Linked DNA regions of Mus musculus: region 2 is linked to region 1. The links are chromatin loops, found by intact Hi-C in ENCODE. Cell type or tissue: heart. All regions are shown on one strand.

Evidence for each region. Hi-C counts contacts between places; a loop is a spot of excess contacts. Peaks named below come from ENCODE experiments on the same cell type or tissue, not always from the same donor. Only the 100,000 strongest peaks of a DNase experiment are listed, where the experiment ranks them.
Region 2: a loop joins it to region 1, with 3 times the contacts of the local background. A loop is called at or near these places in 8 of 42 quality-filtered maps.

Annotation. Positions count from the first base shown.
Region 1 is chr3:53,445,462-53,450,461 of GRCm38, forward strand. No RefSeq gene overlaps it. Among named protein-coding and RNA genes, the nearest start is that of Gm16206, 4.7 kb to the right of the region's middle. In heart, a CTCF peak has its summit at 3,000 (motif pointing left); no DNase peak of the experiment used is centred here.
Region 2 is chr3:53,250,728-53,255,727 of GRCm38, forward strand. All of the region lies in intron 3 of Lhfp (lipoma HMGIC fusion partner), which reads left to right. Among named protein-coding and RNA genes, the nearest start is that of Gm40048, 140 kb to the right of the region's middle. In heart, no CTCF peak of the experiment used is centred here; a DNase peak (open chromatin) is centred at 2,624.

The DNA.
Region 1 (5,000 bases):
CTGGAGACATGGGGCTGGCCCAGAGATGGCTCCAGAACATTTAAATGCTAGTGTTCCTTCAGCCATTGTTGTAGTGTTCTTGATGACATCTGCCTTTCAGAATGCAGGAGTTACCTTCACACAGCAGCACCTTCATTATGGCTACAAGTGAAGGGGAAGTCATGACCAAGCATTTAGGTATTAAACTATCTACTGCACTCTAGAGCACTGCACTTCTAAACCACGCATGAACATAATGACACTGCGGCCAAACATGGACTGCACACACAACAGCATAGAACCGTAACCATGGTGACAACCTCCTCTCCCCAGTGATGCTGCAGTCCAGTGCACGGCTTCTCTGTCTGCAGTGAGGTTGGGTGAATACAAGTCAGCCACGTGCCAGTCACACATACAATTGTGTGTGGTACATAATCTTTGATAATAAGTGACTTTGTTATGGCTTTATGTATTTGCTGCAAAATAGTTTACCATTTATGAATGTATTCCTTCTTACAAAAAAGAATTATCTATAAATTATTATGCTGTGTTATTCTGTGGGAAAAAGGAAAGGATAAGAGATAAAACGTGGAGAAAATGAAATCTCAGGTCACACACAGATGGTGGAAGTTTTGTTATTACACCTATTGTGAAATGGTATGGATGGAAGTTCCCCAGAAAACTAAAATTATATTTACCATATGACTGAGAAATCTCACTTCTGGGTATATACCCAAAAGAATTTAAAACTAGTATGGTTTAGAGACAGTTATACTCATGCTTATTGTTCCCTTTTCAGCAACACCTAAGGTATAGAAAGAACCTAGACACTCATCATGATGAAAATGAGTGAATAATGCAGAGTTTGTGCATAGAGAATGGCATGCACAGGCTCATATATTTGAATACTTGGTCCCCGGCTGATGGAGCCGTTTGAGAAAGATCAGGAGGTTTGGCTGTGTTAAAGGAGTGTCTCTGGGGACAGGCCTTAAGGTTTTCGAAAGTCCTGGGCCACTCTCAGCTGTCTACCTCTGCTGCAGTCAGAGATACGAGCTCTCAGATGCTCCTGAACCCATGCCTTCACTCTGCCATCATGGACTCTCCTAAATGGTAAACCCAATTAAATACTTCCTTCTATTTAAAGAGGGGGGCGGATGGGAGAGGGAGGGAAAGGGGGAGGGGAGAGGGAAGGGAAGGTAGTAGAAGTGGGAGGGAAGGGGGGGGCAGCAGCAGCATTGAATCATATCCTCGGGGTGATTGCCCGAAAGCTGTGTTACAAAGGTACCCTGTGCCAAACTAGAGTGAGTCTTCCCAGTGGTACTGGTTTTGAAGGCATGAAGGGGTCATGGAGAATTGAGACTTCACACAATATGGTAGGGCTGGAGTCCCTGAAGAGAGCAGAGGAGAGGCTCCAGCAGAAGACTCCAGCATTTTGGAGATTCCAGTACCAGGGGATGTCCACAAAGAACAGCAGCACCAGCAGAGCAGAGCGAGCCAGAGCTTGGGAAACAGGGTGTGGCAGAGGGTAGAGCTGGAGAGGTGACCTGGCCCTTGGGAGGAGCCCAGGAGATGGGGAGTGAGGCCCAGACGGAGACACTGGGATTTTACACTGTTGGTGTCTGCATTTGCTTTGTTCAGATTGTGACTGCGCCACCATGGTCACTCCTCCCTGGAATAAGAAACTATTTAGCTTACTCTGATCTTACAGGGGCCCATGGTTGAGATTTTACACTTTTAAAGAGAAACTTTTAGAGTCTTACAGAGACTTTTAAAAGAAACTTTGAATTTTTCCATTTTAGAGTCTGAACTTTTAAAGTGTTCAAATTTGTAAAGACGGTGGGACTTTCAAGTGTGTGCTGTGGTTTTTATTTGTGATACTTATTAATGTGTGATATTGCGAGTAAACAAGAAAGAAAACGTGATGTCTTAACAGTAATGTGTTTGTGTGTCAACTTGACAAGGGATCAATCTGGTGAGCTACTATTTGTGGCAACTTGACACAGCTATAGTCATTTGATAGGAGGGAACCTCTGTTGAGAAAATGCCTTCCTAAGATTGGACTGTAGATAAACCTGTATGTAGAGCAATTTCTTAATTGGTGATGGACTGGGGAGGATCCAGTCCATTGTGGCCCCGTGGTCCTGAGTTCTGTAAGAAAGCAGACTGAGCAAGTCATGGAGAGAAACCTGATGAAGAGTGATATGGAGGCGGCGCTGAATCAGACACTGTTTAACTTAGACACATTAAGACACTTTTCAACTTCCATCCAACTCTACGTATAAAAGAAAGAGCTGGGGGCTGGAGAGATGGCTCAGGGGTTAAGAGCACTGTTTACTCTTCTAGAGTCGTGAGTTCAATTCACAGCCACCACATAGTGGTTCATAACCATCTGTAATGAGATTTGATGCCCTCTTCTGGTGTGCATGAAAACAGTGACAGCGTATTCACGTACATTAAATTAATTAACTAATTAATTAAAAGAAAGAGCCATGTGTTATGAAGTAATTACTTTATGCCATAAACTCATATGATGGCTAAGGGCCAGGCAGAGGAATAATTTGGCCTTTTAAATAATCCACTTTTCTTGTTTGTAAAATAATCAACCAGCCCAAGTAACAAGCCTCAAAGACCCGATCAGCAAGACTAATCCACCACATTCATGCCCATGAATTCCCTATGTCTGGATTACTGAAAACTGTTCAAACTTTTTCCCTTTTACTTGTAGAAAAACAAATGAAGTCAGAACAATGTTCAACTGCTGGAACTGTGCCAGGTGTACAGCAGCTTCCTTGGAATATAAGTATTCTATACAGACAAAGGAAAGTATAGTAATTATACTATAGAGACAAAGGAAAGTATAGTAACTATACCATAGAGACAAAGGAAAGCACACGGGTGTTCAGCAGGGTAACTTCAGTTTTAAAGTCAAGAACACAAGGAAGCCTGGCATTGTGATTCACCAGCTAGTTCAAGATAAACCTAGGATAAAACACAGCACTCTACTGCCCTCTTTTGGGTGAAGACTGTAACATACCTACCAACTACATCTTAGGAAGTACTGCTGGTGACTGCTCTCAGGGACACTAGCCCAAAAACCTTCATGCGTGTAACTATGTTTTGTAAAATGAATAAAGCCAATAAATTTTTACATCAAAATTTTTATTTGATTATTGCTGAAAGTACACAGCTGAAAATAAAACAACCCAGCCACGTAAGCTCAGGGTTTGTTGTTGTTTGTTTTTTAATTCTGATTTAAACCTTTAAAGAGTTCCCAGTTTGATTAGCTCTCTAGTCAAACCCAAAAAACTTTTAAAACCAGAAGAAGCCCAACAAGTTGGTTCTTTGTCACCTTAGCCTTCCAGCAATGGTATATGGAGCAGTTGGTGCATGACCGTAATATAAGCGGTATTTGTTCATTATTAAACTGTAGCCATGTTTTCTCTGATTGACAAACACTCCACTTTAAAGACTTGTTCATTCTCAGAGTGGAAGGAAAGATAATCACAGCCCTTGGTCCTCTAATATAGACTAGATCCCCTCTGTGTCAAGAATAAGCCTAGGAGGCAGAGGTTTCAAGAGTTCCACTGCTACCACAAAATCCAGACTCCTGGAGCTGAGACGGCTCGGAAGAAGATTGAGTTGAGTTGTACTGTCATTCCAGCTCCAGGGGACTCCAATGCCGTCAGCCTCCACAGACATATGCATCCACGTGCACACGCCCACAAGGAGATACATACACAAATGAACACAATCCAAAACAATAGAAAGTTATAAAGCTGAGATGGCTCCCTGGATCTGAGCACTTGCTGGGTGGGCATGAGGATCTGGGCTCGAATGCTCACCCACATAGGAGCAGGACAGGCCCACAAATCCCTGTGAGCCCAGGCTGTCCTAGCTCATACAGCTCACACATCCCTGTGAGCCCAGGCTGTCCTAGCTCATACAGCTCAGCAGCCTATGCTTTATGAGACCACAGACAAAGAATATTCTTAGTGCCAGCTATGTCGTTAGCCCTGGGTTTATGCAGTGAACTTTAGTGTAAAACTGGGCTGGTATGCAACTTGAGATCTTGCTGTGGCCTCCAGAGTTGTGAGTTACAGATGTCTACCACCATGCCCAGACTCACCAAACTGAGATCTTATGGCCACTGAAATTCTTCTATTATTAAAATAACAAAACTTAAAACAAGGAGCCAGGTTACATACATTTTTCTTTGCACAACTTTAATGTTCCAATAGAAAATACAACTTTTACTTCTTTAACTCACTGATCCAGTGTGTGTGTGGGGTGTGAGATGTTTTGATTGTAAGCTCACTGACCACACAAGATAAACAAGAACAATATCTGCAGCAAGTTTTGTAAGAATCTGTAAAGAAATCATGCTGGCACTGGCCTGGAAGCTTCATCCCTACTTGCTAGCTCTCACAGTTCTAGAAGGTTCTATTTATATCACTGAAGGAGAAAATGTTCAGCAATCATAACCAGCTGTGGAGGCTGAGAGCTACAGTAAGGACTGGCCCATAAAGGTGTGTCCACTGGACCAAGAGTTGCACAAATATCATGCATCAAATTTCTGACTGGATTTAAAGCCTGTTCTAAAAGATGGAAGCTTGCTTGGCACTGCTAACTGGCTAAACACCTGTGGCTGGCAAGGCCATAGCCCCAGGGGACTATCTAATACTATGACCTGCCCCACTGTGAAGTTCTTATCTTCATACCCATGGGTTACTGCCTCTCTCAATTCTCATCACGGAAGCTTCATTTGGAATAGATGGATATTAATACAGAGATCCACAAGTGATTCGGCCTCGGAGAATAAGAGAATGTGAACTGACAGGCTCTAAATAGGACATCCTTGAAAGCCTCGGGGACTACTGCAGAAGAGGACAGGGGTGGTAGGTGTCTGCAGCAGAACACCATCTGCTGGACTGAACCCACAAACCAGAAGTCAAAATCCCAGCACAGAGCAGGGAGGGGCTCATGAAGCCTACCACGAACTAAGAAGCTACTGGAGGTAGCTG
Region 2 (5,000 bases), 190 kb before region 1:
CATTGCCATCTTAAACAGAGTTGCAGCTGATTCCAGATAAAGACCCCCAGCAAGTCAGGGTCATCCCAAGAGTCCTTCATAGGAGGAGGGATGGGCAGGGCCACTTGACCCTTGTACTGGCTAGTTTTGTGTCAACTTGACACAGCTGGGGTTATCACAGAGAAAGGAGCTTCAGTTGAGGAAATGCCTCCATGAGATCCAACTCTAAGGCATTTTCTCAATTAGTGATCAAGGGGGAAAGGCCCCTTGTGGGTGGGACCATCTCTGGGCTGGTAGTCTTGGTTCTATAAGAGAGCAGACTGAGCAAGCCAGGGGAGGCAAGCCAGTAAAGAACATCCCTCCATGGCCTCTGCATCAGCTCCTGCTTTCTAACCTGCTTGAGTTCCAGTCCTGCATCCTTTGGTGATCAACAGCAGTATGGAAATGTAAGCCGAATAAACCCTTTCCTCCCCAACTTGCTTTTTGGTCATGGTGTTTGTGCAGGAATAGAAACCCTGACTAAGACAACCCTCCTCGGAGATTCTTGCCTCCTGTACCCATGTGCCCTCCTGCTGTATGTAATTCTGCTCCAGCTGTAGTGGCCATTAATGTGGGAGTGCAGCTTCCATTACTAAGGGGAGAAAAGCGACTTTATTCTGGAGCTGACTATGAGAGACCGTGACCTAGAAACAAGGACTTGGGTTAATGCAGATACCATACGCCAAGCAGGCAATATTTTCATGAAACTATTAATTACAGGGGGAAAAAAGAGAAAGTTATAAGTCAAGGCACTTTTCAAATACTTGATGGGCACATAGGTAAGCTGGTTACAGCAGAATAGGACAGTCTCTGCCACAGGCTTCAAATACTATCTGACCACATTCTAAGCTTTTGGGTTAGTGGAAGCTAGTGGTCTGTTAATCTAATGTTTCACTCGATTGTCACAAGGTCAGACACAGAGGTCAACACAGTGAATGATGGAGCTATGGGTAGCTCAAGATAATGTTCTTGCAACACTTCTACCCTCCCAACCCTCCACAAGTGTGAAGCACAAACCAGTCAATCTACTTTGTGGAATCTTTGACATAGCTGTGACTTCTGAGTTCTTCTATTCTTGAGTTCATGTGGTGGTCTCAGGAGATAGAAGATTAACTGAAGGGGAAGGGGGTGCTGTTGGCTTCCAAACAATTCTGCTAGGCTCCCCCCAACAGCTACCTAGCAACAGCTTGCATCTCTGTCAGCAGGTAGAGCCAGGAGTCAGGTATATAAAAAGACTACTTCTTAGTCTGTCTGTCTGTCTGTCTATCTATCTATCTATCTATCTATCTATCTATCTATCATCTATCTATCTATCTATCTATCTATCTATCTATCTATCTCTCCAGGCACCCTTCCCTTCCCCCATCAATACATTTTCTTTATATTAGGTCTGCCACATGACTTGATTGCTTAGGGGGATTCTTGGGCATGGACCTACAAAGATGCTCCCTCCCACTGCACTGTACTGTTTTATAAATCACAACCGATGCAGTCTATGCACTTTCAGGAGGTCACCTTGGCTCTGGTGGGACTTTTGGAGAATCATTCACATTCCTGCTGTCCATCACCTGTAATGATACTCCTGCGGATAAGCCTGAAAAAACTTGGTCCCCCAACCTAGATTTGGGTGGGATCTGGCACTGCTGCCCTACAGAGATCTTTGATCATGTCTCCCCAAGAAAAGCTAGTATAGGACTGACCTGCCGTCGGGTTGCCAAGAGAGTGCCCACTGTGGTGTAAGCGGCTCAGTGATCAGGTGCTAAATTCTCAAAATGCAGATCCTTCATAACTGGACACATTCAAAGTGGACATGGGAGGGGGAGATCTTGTACAAAGACTGGAGAAACTCAAAGGGTAAGAGAAAGTACATTTCCCCTCTAGCACGTAAGTTCCAACAGAATGGGTGCACCTCACAAGAAGAGGAGAATCAGCCTGGACCTTCCTCCTACACCATCTGGCACAAAGAGAAAGTTCTATGATTAATTTAACCCAAGTTCACGGCCAAGTATGACACTTACTGGAGATATGGGGCAAGTTAGTCATCTTGCAGGGAACTAGAGATATCGTCGGTCATCTGAGAAGTGAGAATCGCATTGAGAAAGTACAAATGGATTTGCATCTCTTATTTCCTAAAAGAATCTTAGATAAAGAGAAGAAAATGAAGTGCCCCTCCCTGTTTAGCCCCTGGCTTGTGGGCTTCCTCTGACAGCTATTATACAATTATAAATGTTTGGATTTCTAATTGCAGCCCCAGCACAGTGTATGATAGCCACTCCTGGCACAAATGGGTACCGATTGCCATCAGGGACCTCAGGCATTGTACCAAGCATCAGAACACAGAAAGAAACCAACCAATGCTATCTCACTCAGAATATGAAACACGAGCTGAACTAATTCTTGAAATGATAGAGGTCATATTACACGGGCGAGAAGATCAGGAGAACACCATGAGATGGATCTAGTCTAGCATCTTTTTACCTCCCCTGTCCCTTATTCCTTCCAAAAGCTTCACAAATAAGACTAAATCAAATCACCCTCCAATGCCAGCCACACCTTGCTTCACCCTGTCCCCCCACTGGAGCTGCCCTGGATCGCTGCCAGGGAACTTTTGCCTGTGGACTTGGCAGCTGGTTGTGGTGTGCTGCTTTCTGTCCCATTAACCTCTATTTTATCTGTCAAGAATGGTATTCCCCATTGTTGAAAGCAGCAATTTGCCAAGCAGGCAGGCTTAGAGTCCTGTGTGATGGAGCATCGCGGAGAGCAAAAAGGGAAAGTTTAAACAGATTTGCTTCTCTAATTTCCTGAAAGATCACAGAACAAACTTGCCCTCTGGTAAAATGCTTTCTGTTTGCATTCTAATAACAAGCGTTTATTGCCCTGACAAGGGGAGGGAGAGGCCAAGAAATGGCCCCTATTTCCTGGTTTAATTTGGTTCCATTACAACTCAGCATATCCTGCTTTTTAAAACACAGGAATTTAAAGACCTCCTCTTTGCTAATGGCCTAATGTGTCCCAAAAGACATTTTTCTTCTGCCACTATGAAACACGGTGATATTATCTGTGTTAATATCACAATGTAATGTTGCTTGTTGGGTTTTAAGCATAAAACCGTAGCCAGAGTAGATTTTCTAGTTTCCTTTACCTTTGAAGAAGTCTGGACTTTATCACCAACAGACTTAATACCTCAAAGTTCTAAATATTGCAACTTTACAGTCTTCTCTTCATGAGGAAACAACATCAACAAAACATGGCAACCAAAAAACAAACAAAACTACTCCTTTTCCCCATTAATATATTCACTCACGTAATCACTTTTCATCCCAATCACGGACCCTCCACTCAGCCCCTGCCTTACATAGCTCCTCCAGCCATCCCATCCTCCCCTCCACTTCTTAAAAGGGGGAGGTCCACCCTGGGTATCAACCTACGCTGACACCTCAAGTTAGTGCAGGACTTGGCACCTCCTGTACCACTGAGGCCAGACAAGTTGCCCCAGTTAGGGGAGCAGGATCCATAGGCAGGCAACAGAATCAGGGTAAGTCCCCTGTCTTAGTCAGGTTTTCTATTCCTGCACAAACATCATGGCCAAGAAGCAGTTGTGGAGGAAAGGGTTTATTCAGCTTACACTTCTACACTGCTGTTCATCACCAAAGGAAGTCAGGACTGGAACTCAAGCAGGTCAGGAAGCAGGAGCTGATGCAGAGGCCATGGAGGGATGTTCTTTACTGGCTTGCTTCCCCTGGCTTGCTCAGCTTGCTCTCTTACAGGACCAAGACTACCAGCCCAGAGATGGCACCACCCACAAGGGGACCTCCCCCCTTGATCTCTAACTGAGAAAATGCCTTACAGCTGTATCTCTGTGATAACTCTAGCTGTGTCAAGATGACACAAAACTAGCCAGTACACACACACACACACACACACACACACACACACCACCTTCTGCCGCTCCAGTTGTGGCTCCTGAATGAAGACCAAGCTGCACATCTGTTACATACATGCAGGGAGCCTAGGTCCAGCCCTTGGATGCTCTTTGGTTGATGGTTCAGTCTCTGGGAACTCCCAAGGGTTAGTGTTGAATCTGTTAGTCTTCCTGCGGAGCCCTATTCTCTTCAGTTTCCTCACTCCTTCCCCCAACTCTTTCACAAGACTTCAGGAATTCTGTCTAATGTTTGGCTGTGGGTCTCTGCATCTGTTTTGGTCAGATGCTGAGTGGAGCCTCTCAGAGGACAGTTATGCTAGGCTCAACAAATAACAGACAAAAAAACAAAAACAAAAACAAAAAAACCCTCTACTATCTAGTTAGTGAGCATGAGGAAGAATCAAGAATTGAAGTCTACTAAGGAAACCAGTGACTTAATCTCCTCACGTTGGCCTAAGTCTTGACACCTCAGGCTGATCTAAACTGTTTCTAGCTTCTCCAAAGGGAGGTATATGTTTGCATGTGTGTGGGTATTGCATATGGGTGCATGAGTGTATGTATGTATGTTATATGCACGCCCATGCATACTGATGTGTATTTTTATATACTTTTGAGGCCATTTTGATAAGCTGGCAATATATCTTACATGAGGGGCATTTTAAAACAATATAACTGATGTGAACACTCAAAGGAAACCACATAGTGTCATACACCACAATATTTCCAGTTCCTGTAACAGTGTCAAAAAGATAATTGTTAAATCAGAGTTATTTGAAAACCTAATATGTTTACCTCATGGTACAAGTGAAAATCAGGGAGGACCTCAGAGGCAAGCTCTCAAACGGTGACAGGCATGCCTCTCGGCCATCCCCAGCCACGCAATCAAAATGGTATCCATACCTCTTGTGGAGCAATGTGCTTGCAAGATCCAATTCTATCTCCATTTCTCTGTGATAACCTCCCTCATCCAAACACTTTTCTCTGGCCTCCCACCTCTCTACTTGATATGCCCTTCCTCATCTGCCACAGCTCTGTTTCAATGTCATTTCCAAATGAAGCC